3 separate regions of the Homo sapiens genome follow, and all the other regions are linked to region 3. Evidence: chromatin contacts called from ENCODE Hi-C or POLR2A ChIA-PET data. All regions are on one chromosome and are shown on one strand. Each heading gives the region's core, a stretch centred on a gene start or an enhancer-like site at or near the end of the contact. The rest is flanking DNA. Distances are from core to core; before and after follow the strand shown.

What was found. Hi-C counts contacts between places; a loop is a spot of excess contacts on that map. ChIA-PET counts read pairs that join two places held with the same protein, here RNA polymerase II (POLR2A). Pooled maps may share reads with other maps.
Region 1: a pooled map shows a loop between it and region 3 (8-fold over the local background). The contact joins the promoter of PHF1 here to the promoter of SRSF3 in region 3. A Hi-C loop is called at or near these places in 1 of 168 maps with a recorded cell type or tissue (transverse colon) and 5 of 50 pooled maps. POLR2A ChIA-PET finds 5 or more read pairs at or near these places in 1 of 52 experiments (WTC11).
Region 2: a loop to region 3 is called in a map of CD8-positive, alpha-beta T cell, with 17 times the contacts of the local background. The contact joins the promoter of BRD2 here to the promoter of SRSF3 in region 3. A Hi-C loop is called at or near these places in 1 of 168 maps with a recorded cell type or tissue (CD8-positive, alpha-beta T cell) and 12 of 50 pooled maps. POLR2A ChIA-PET finds 5 or more read pairs at or near these places in 5 of 52 experiments (Panc1, T-cell, activated CD4-positive, alpha-beta T cell and 2 more).

Annotation. Positions count from the first base shown.
Region 1 is chr6:33,409,629-33,412,328 of GRCh38, forward strand. PHF1 (PHD finger protein 1) reads left to right here and starts at 1,386. Exons shown (of 15, transcript NM_024165.3): 1 at 1,386-1,587; 2 at 2,620-2,700. The coding sequence starts at 2,636. It overlaps KIFC1 (kinesin family member C1), which reads left to right. Exons shown (of 11, transcript NM_002263.4): 11 at 18-268. The coding sequence ends at 62.
Region 2 is chr6:32,967,156-32,969,855 of GRCh38, forward strand. BRD2 (bromodomain containing 2) reads left to right here and starts at 1,439. Exons shown (of 13, transcript NM_005104.4): 1 at 1,439-1,901. LOC124901302 (a long non-coding RNA gene) reads right to left here and starts at 1,366. Exons shown (of 3, transcript NR_190904.1): 1 at 990-1,366. RefSeq lists enhancers at 516-1,055, 2,354-2,700, 2,672-2,700.
Region 3 is chr6:36,593,005-36,595,704 of GRCh38, forward strand. It overlaps SRSF3 (serine and arginine rich splicing factor 3), which reads left to right and starts at 1,358. Exons shown (of 6, transcript NM_003017.5): 1 at 1,358-1,477. RefSeq lists enhancers at 866-1,025, 1,134-1,815, 1,416-1,645.

The DNA of each region.
Region 1 (2,700 bases), core at 136-2,635, 3.2 Mb before region 3:
TAACCCCCTGCCCCCAGGTGAACCAGTGTGTTATTGGTACTGCTCAGGCCAACAGGAAGTGAAGACGGATCCAGATCTGTGTGTGTGTGTGTGTGTGTGTGTGTGTGTGTGTGTGTGTGTGTGTGTCCCTATGTCTATGTATCGGGTGAGGGGTGGGAGGGTTGCTGGAGGGTGCTTTATTGGGTGGAGGGCACCATGTCCCAGGGCTATCAAATAAAGAATAGTTTGGTTTTTTTTTTAAATAAAGGTTTTATTAGCATTTGCCCAAGAAGGCAGATACTTTCATATCTGTAAAAGTGGGAGCTGTGATCTGTACCCTCTGCCAAACGTTTACGTGGGAGGCGGGAGCGGGGGCTGAGGGCTTCGTCTTTTCTCCCCTCTGCTATCACCGGTTCTGGACCTTGGCCTGGATCATCTTCCCCTCTGCTAATACCCCCTACCCCGTCCGTCACATCAGGGAGGTGTGCCCTCTAGCTATCCACGCCCCCTCCTTGGTCACTAGTTATAGGTAACTTTCACCCTTCCGCCGGCCACCCCAGCCCCAGGGAAGAACGTTCCTTTGGTGGGTGTCGGCAAATGGGGACCGGACCCCAGAGTCCAGAGGCGGGGCTAGCGCGCGCTCCCAAACTGTTGGCTCTTTCCTCCCGTCCCGCCCTTTCCCTGCCTTTCCGTTCGAACGGCTGGGGCTCTGCCCGCTCGCTGCCCATTGGCTGGCTCTCGGTGGCGTCACCGCCTTGGGTCCTCGCGCCCTTCGTCTGCGCCAGCCCTGGAAGCACGGGGCGGGACGTCCACGGGAAGCGGCGCGCACGCCCGCCGACTCCCTCGCGCCAACCGCCGACGGCCGCCGCCCGGTGAAGGAGGGGCTCAGTCCTCCCAGGTGCCGCGCGCAGGAGGGGACACGCGTGCGCAAAAGGGCGGTGGGTGGGGCGCGACTCGTCACGGGGAGGGCGGGGCGCGCGAGGGAGGAGGGCGTGGTGGGGGCATCGAGAAGGGTGAATGGAGGGCGGGGCTGTGAACTGGGGCCGGGGGGCGGGACTTGGAGTGACCATGGGGGGTGGGGCAGCTAACGGATGTGGCATGGGGCGGGGGACCAGGCCGGAGGCGGGCTGCCGGGAGGGGGGATTCCCTCGTGCCCCAAGGGCGAATCTCAGGTCGGAGGAAGGGGCTGAGGGGATTCCCTCTCCCACCGGGTCCGACTCTTCGCTCCCCAAGCCGCGGAGGGCCAGCCTCTTCTTCGGCGCCCTCCAGGCCTGTTGGAGGTGAGGGAGGTGGGGTGAGGTGGTGCCCGCCCCCCCCTCCGGCTCCTCCTTTCCCCCAGTCCTCCCCTCCCACCACCCTCCCCCCCAACCGGTCCGTCCCTCCCCTCCCTCCCTCCCCCCCGCCGCCTCCTCCTCCTGCCGCTGCCGCTGCTTTGGCTGCTGCGTCATACGCCCCAGAGCCGCCGGGACGGAGGGGCTGGGCCTGGGGACCCCCCGGCCTCCGCCTGCACGCCCCCCCACGCCCGGACGTGCCCTCTCCGCGCGGGGGACTCGCCTAGGTCTCCTACGTCTGCCCCTGCCCGGCTCCCGGCGGCCCCAGCTGTCACCGGTAAGGAGGCGGCAGGAGGCGCTGGTGGGGGGCAGGGAGCCGGGGGTCGGCGCGGGGCGCGGGCGGGAGAGCCTCGCCGCCTTGGCCTCGGGTCCGGGCTGGGCCGACACAAGTCCCTTCTCGGACTTGCCGTCCTGGGGAGTAGAGACCGGGACTGGGACACGCCCCCCTCCCGGGGCACTCAGAGAAGTTGTCTAACCCGGGGGCAGGGAGCCCCGAATTTGAGGGTGACCTGACATAACCTGGCACCAGGATGATTGTTCTTAATGAGACGCGCAGGCCTGGGGAGACAGCCGTTTCTGCTCTGGAAAACATCTCCAGAAAAGGTCCCAAAACACGTCTCTGGGCAACAGGACACCCTAATTATGATACCTCTAAACTGAGTAGCCTTTGCTTCTACAACCATAATTTCTCCTAAAATTTCAAGGCCAGTATATAATATCCCAGGAGAGCTCTGGAAGCTGGGAAACTAGCAACTAGGTTTGGGGTCGGGGGGAGGGCTGTTAGTTACCGAGAGGAGAGCCAGTCACTAGAGTTGGAAGAGGACTCAAAAAGCTGGTGATGGGTGCCCAGTGGTTTCCTATCAAGGTGTCTCAGGGATTTGGAGATGGGGGCACAGATACTTCATTCTTGATGGCAAAATAGGCAAAGAAAATGGGGAGGCTGGCCGGGCCCGGTGGCTCACGCCTGTAATCCCAGCACTTTGGGAAGCTGAGGTGGGTGGATCATGAGGTCAGGAGTTCGAGACCAGTTTGGCCAACATGGCCAACACCTCATCTCTACTAAAAATACAAAAATTAGCCAGGCATGGTGGCATGCGCCTGTAATCCCACCTACTTGGGAGACTGAGGCAGGAGAATTGCCTGAACCCGGGAGGTGGAGGTTGCAGTGAGCCAAGATTGTGCCACTGCACTCTGGCCTGGGCGACAGAGCAAAACTCCATCTCAGGAAAAAAAAAAAAAAAAGAAAAAGAAAATGGGGAAGGTTTCTCAGCATTCATAACCTTCTCCTCCCCATTTCTTTTCTGGCTAGGCCCCCCCAGGATGCAATGGCGCAGCCCCCCCGGCTGAGCCGCTCTGGTGCCTCCTCACTTTGGGACCCAGCTTCTCCTGC
Region 2 (2,700 bases), core at 189-2,688, 3.6 Mb before region 3:
GGAACAGTTACACAAATAGGAAAAGAAACAAGTGAGAGTGGTATAGAAGTCAAGGGTAGAGAGAATGTCAGGAAGGAAACATGATCAAATGTCGAATGCCTCAGAGGTCAAATAAAGTGAGAACTGTAAAGTGCTTCCTGACTTTGCCAGTTAGGAGGTTCTTGGTGACATCTGCCAGAAAAGTTTTGGTGGTAGCAGCCTGACAGAGGTAGCTTGAAGAGTGGGGATGGGGAAAGAGAATGTGACAAAGAATTGAGATAGTAAGGATAATTTCAATTTCAGGTCTTGGCTGTGCAAGGAAGCCGAGAGACATGAGTCTCTAAGAGGGCACGATATTGAGAGGGTTGTTATCTTTCTGTCAGCGGGGAAACCAAGAGAAAAGTTTAAAAAGGTCAAAAGGGGGAGAAGGGAAGACAGCTTCCGGGTAACAGAGAAGGTTGACCAGGTCAATAGTAAAGGATTTCCTCAAACCGAAGGGAGGACCTCTAGTGAAATGAGAAAGGAATACACAATTGACCCAGTTTGCAGGTGGGAAATGGGAAGCCAGTTCTGCAAATTGGCCTTTCTGTTCTGTGAAGTGCCATCTGTCGGTGAGGAGAGATTAGGGTCTGCAGCGTGAAAATCTGGACCATACTCTGGGTAATCAAGGGAGAGGTTATCGGCTAATGACAAATTAAAGGCTTACTTTTTAGCTGGCAACTGAATCACCATAACATTTTATGTTACCAGTTCCAAAATTTTGGGGGGAATTCACTCAAGCTTGGGAGAGGAGAGATCATAACTTTAAGAGTATAAGAGGTTTAAACGGTCCACTACGAAATAAATAGAGAAGGAAAAGTTATCAGCTGGTAAATATCGTAGAAGGTAGAGCGGTCCAGGGACTCACAGGTCTCACTAAAGAAAAGTCTAGCGTAGGTTCACGGCACGGAGAGATTTTAAGGCTGCCTAAGACTAAAGCCAAATACGAAGTCCACATCTGCGGTCCGCACCTTATCTCTCCGCGCGGCAGGCGCGACGAGGGCGAGAAACTCCCTCTCCAGTGGTCGCACCACACGACACCAGGGAAGGGGCCCCTCTCTCCAGACCCTCATATCTCCAGGTCCAGGCCCCATTTTCCTCCGCTGACAGCTCAGCAGCGTGCGCTTCCGCTGGATTCAGGCCAGGACCAGCGAAGCCGCACCTTACACCCACCGAGGAGGAAACAAGCCTGGCCACCCGAGGCTACCCCGCTAGGCCGCGGGTAGTGGGGGAGGGGGCGCTGAGGCAGGAGGTCAGCACCCGGGCGCGGGCTCCCGCCCCACGAAAAGCGCGCGCTCCAAGCCCCGCCGCCGGAGATGCGGTTCCGGTCCGGACGCCTGCGCACTACGGCTCTCCCCGCAGCCTCTGGCCCTCCTTCCCCCTCCCCCAGTCAGGGCGCACCCTTGCGCCTGCGCTGTGTGTGTTCCTGGTCTGCGGCAGCCATGCTGAACTCGTATGGAGAGGCGAGTGGGGGGGACAGAGTCCAGGACTGCGGGATAGGAAGCTGGGGATATGGACAAGCAGCAGCGTTATAGCGCTCTGGGTTTCGGGACATAGGCCTGGGCCATGCGGCCCCCTTGGCCCCTTGGCGCGACCCCCAGGAACGTTCGGAAAGCTGGTCCTCGTGGCTGGGGGAAAGGCGGGGGGTGGGGGGGAAGCGGGCACGTGACCCCGGTCAGCCAATCTGGGTGCTGCTGACGTGGCCGCGCGGCCCCGATGCTCTCCCCACCCCCCCAGCCCGTTCGGGAAGGGAGGGGCTGGGGGCTACGCCCCCTCCCCCAGCACGGCTTCGTTTTCTGGGGGGGGGTTGACACCCCGGATTACATACCCCGTACCAAGCCGAGGGCAACTTTGGAGGCCCCCTGGAAGGCTTTAGGATCCAGGTGAGAAGGGGCCCTTGTGGGGCGGAGATGTCAGTCAAGTGCTTAACCAATGGTGGGGAGTCCGGGAGGGGGATTCTTGGGGTTCAGGAAAGAATCCTGAGAGTGGGAAGATTTGTCCTTCAAACCTTTTACAGCCAATGGGAGCGTGGAGGGGGGGCGAGCGGGAGAGGGCCATGGGGGGGGAGGGGAATGGCCAGCCTCATGCCTCCGTACCCATTGGAGGGCAAAGGGGTTAGGGGGCGGTGTGGCCCCCCCTATTCCATTCGTCCCCTGGGGGTACAGCAGCCGGGAGCCAGGTGAGAAGGGATCCATCGGCGGCCGAGGGAGGGGTGACCTGGCGGTGGGCTGAGGAGTGGTGGCTGTGGCCCCTACCCGTGGATGTGAATGCTTTAGGAGTTGGCCACCCATGTTGTGAACTGAGGTTGTTCCCAGGCGCCAACTTCCTTTCTCCCCAGAGCCTCTGGAGGGAGCATTGCTGTGCGCCCTTTGTGTCCGCGGTAGGGGAGCTCCAGTCGTCACACCGCAGGCTGGAGGTTACGCTTCGAGTCGCTTACCGAATTTGTGTGCATTCACGTGGACACGGCCTGTGGGGCCTTTTGCCCCTGTAGGGTCTTTACTGAGCACGTGTCTACTCCAGGCTGGGGTGCTTACAAGCTGAAAGCTTGAGGTCTGCTTAGGAACAGAAACCAGGCCCAAGGTGGGTGCTGGCAGTAGGGGGTCTAGACAGCATGGTCTGAGATGCGAGGGAGGCTCGGGACCTGGAATGATTTCACAGCTCCCAAGGTTTCGGGTTTCTCCA
Region 3 (2,700 bases), core at 108-2,607:
TGAAACCCCGTCTCTATTAAAAATACAAAAATTAGCCGGGTGTGGTGGCAGGTGCCTGTAATCCCAGCTACTCGGGAAGCTGAGGTAGGCGAATCGCTTGAACCCGGGAGGCGGAGTTTGCAGTGAGCCGAGGTCGCGCCATTGCACTCCAGCCTGGGCAACAGAACGAGACTCCATCTCAAGAAAAAAAAAAAAAGAAAAAAGAAAAAAAAAAACATAATAATTGGCATATCTTTCAGCTAAGAGGGAATAAATAAAAAGACAGGTTCTTTTTCTCTCTTTTTTTTTTTGTGCAGTGGTAGGATCTCAGCTCACGGCAACCTCCGCCTCCTGGGTTCAAGCGATTCTCCTGCTCTCAGCCTCCCAAGTAGCTGGGATTACAGGCGCCTGCCACCATGCCCGGCCATTTGTATTTTTAATAGAGACGGGATTTCACCATGTTGGCCAGGCTGGTCTTGAACTCCTGACCTCAAGTGATCCGCCTGCCTCGGCCTCCCAAAGTGCTGGGATTACAGGCATGAGCCACCGCGCCCGGCCCTTGGTGATTTTTCTAACCCAATCACAGTCTCTCTCCCCTTAATTACTCTTGCGGCTCTGTCTTCGTAAGGGAAGTGGCCCGGACAAAATACATGCCAGGCAGTGCAACGGCTGCTAGGAGAAAGGCTCGAGATACCCCTCCTGGCATTTGCTTGGGGGCCAGAATTTACATTCAATCTTCTTCAGAAACTTCCCTTTCCGGGTGTTTGCTAAAGGTGATAGTTTCCAGGTCACCTGACCGGTCTCCTTTGCTGTCGGCGCCAAGTCCTGCAAGTTTGCTTGAGAGACGAGAAACCAGCAAGAGTTGGGCAAACTTTCCAAACCAGGCTTTTCCTTCAGTGTGGAATCTAGGCGGCCACAGTCTGGTGCCAGCTGGGTCACAAACAGCTCCGTGACCTGTTTGTAAACGCGATGCTCTTAGTTCCAGACTAACCGCTCACAAGGGTGAAGCACTTAATTAATTCATCTCTTAATCTTGTTAGGGGCCAACGGCTCCTATTAGTGTTTGAGCGTGACGGCGACGGTGCTGTTTATGAAGCCCTAGCCTATTTGGAGGTGAGGAAGAGGAGTCTGTGGGTAACCTGGAGGTCGACAGACCGGGAGGAACGCTCGAGGGAGCACCAGGCCTGTTACAACGAGCGCGCGCCGACGCACGTCTCCACCCACCCGGCGCAACCGCCAGAGCGCGCTCCCAGCAACCGCGGCTCTCGCTGCGTTTGTAGCCATACGTCACGGCCTCTTCTGCTTCTCATTGGGGGAGCCCGTCCAATCATGTGATTCCAGTATGGCGTATAAATAAAGGCGAGGAGAAGGCGGTGGTCCGCCATTTCGTGGACGCCGGGTGAGTGAGAGAGTTGGTTGGTGTTGGGCCGGAGGAAAGCGGGAAGACTCATCGGAGCGTGTGGATTTGAGCCGCCGCATTTTTTAACCCTAGATCTCGGTAAGAGACCAGCGAAAGAGGGAATGAGGTGGAAATGGAATTTAACAGTACCAAGGAGCCAGGCCCAATGGCGGCGCCAGATTGAGACAAAGAGGCGCCGCCGCCATTTTGTGACGTTCAGCACGGGGCGGTGGCGGGGGCTCCCGGCCCATCGGAGGGTTTCCTAGTCTTGGAGTGGAAGTCTTTATATTCCTCATTGGGGCATGAGCCAGGATGGGGGTTACCTGGGAGTTGGGAACCACAAAGGGGAGCCGATAGCCGAGTTGTATTCCAGGTCACGGCCTTTTTATTTTTATGGCGCCTTTTTTTTTTTTGGCCCCTCATTTAATTGGGAAGCTTCTCAGAATGTTTTTGTAAAGTCACTAACCAAGACCGGACCTTTCAGTTCATATTAAATGGCCCCCGTAGTCACCTTACTTTCATGTAGTTTCAGATTTTGCAGCCTGAATCTAATCACCTTTTTCTAAGACCGAAAGATCTTCCTTGAACTTAAGATTCGTTCTTTCATCGCTTCCCATTAAAATGGAGGCTTAAGACAGGTGCCAGCAGTGTTTTTAAAAATTTTCACCAGTGGTTTGGTCTTAGAACTTACTCCTGGGCACAGGGTGTGGTCACGGCAAATAGGATGTGTCTGGACTGGATATTTTAATTAGACAAGCCCAGAGTAAGAAGAACGTGGTGTTTATGGAAAGCACTTCAGCTGAATTATTGAGTAGATGGTTTTTATGTAATTGAAACTGGTCTACAAGTTTATCAGATTCATCGTCGAAGTGACTCAGTAATAAAGCTTTATCAAATACAAGTCCGCCAAGGAAGAACAAAAAAATAAGTCCCCAAAGTGCAGTAAATTTTTTAGTAGCAAATATCTCTTTGTAATTTTTTATTAAAGTGAAATTATCTTTAAGTGGTATTTAGTATATTCAGTGTTGTGTAATCATCACTTACACGTAGTTCCAAAACATTTCCGTCACCTCCCCCCGCAGGAGACTACTACCCATTGAGCACTTACTCCCAGATTCCCTGTCCCCCTTCCTCTAGTCCCTAGCAACCACTAATCTTCCTGTCTCTCTGAACTTAGCTATTTTAGATATTTAGTATTTATGGAATCGTGTACTTTTATGTCTGGCTTCTTTAACTTAGCGTAATGTTTTCAAGATTTTCCAACGTTGGAGGATTTGTCAGTACATCATTCTGAATAATACTCATTTTATGTCTATACCACA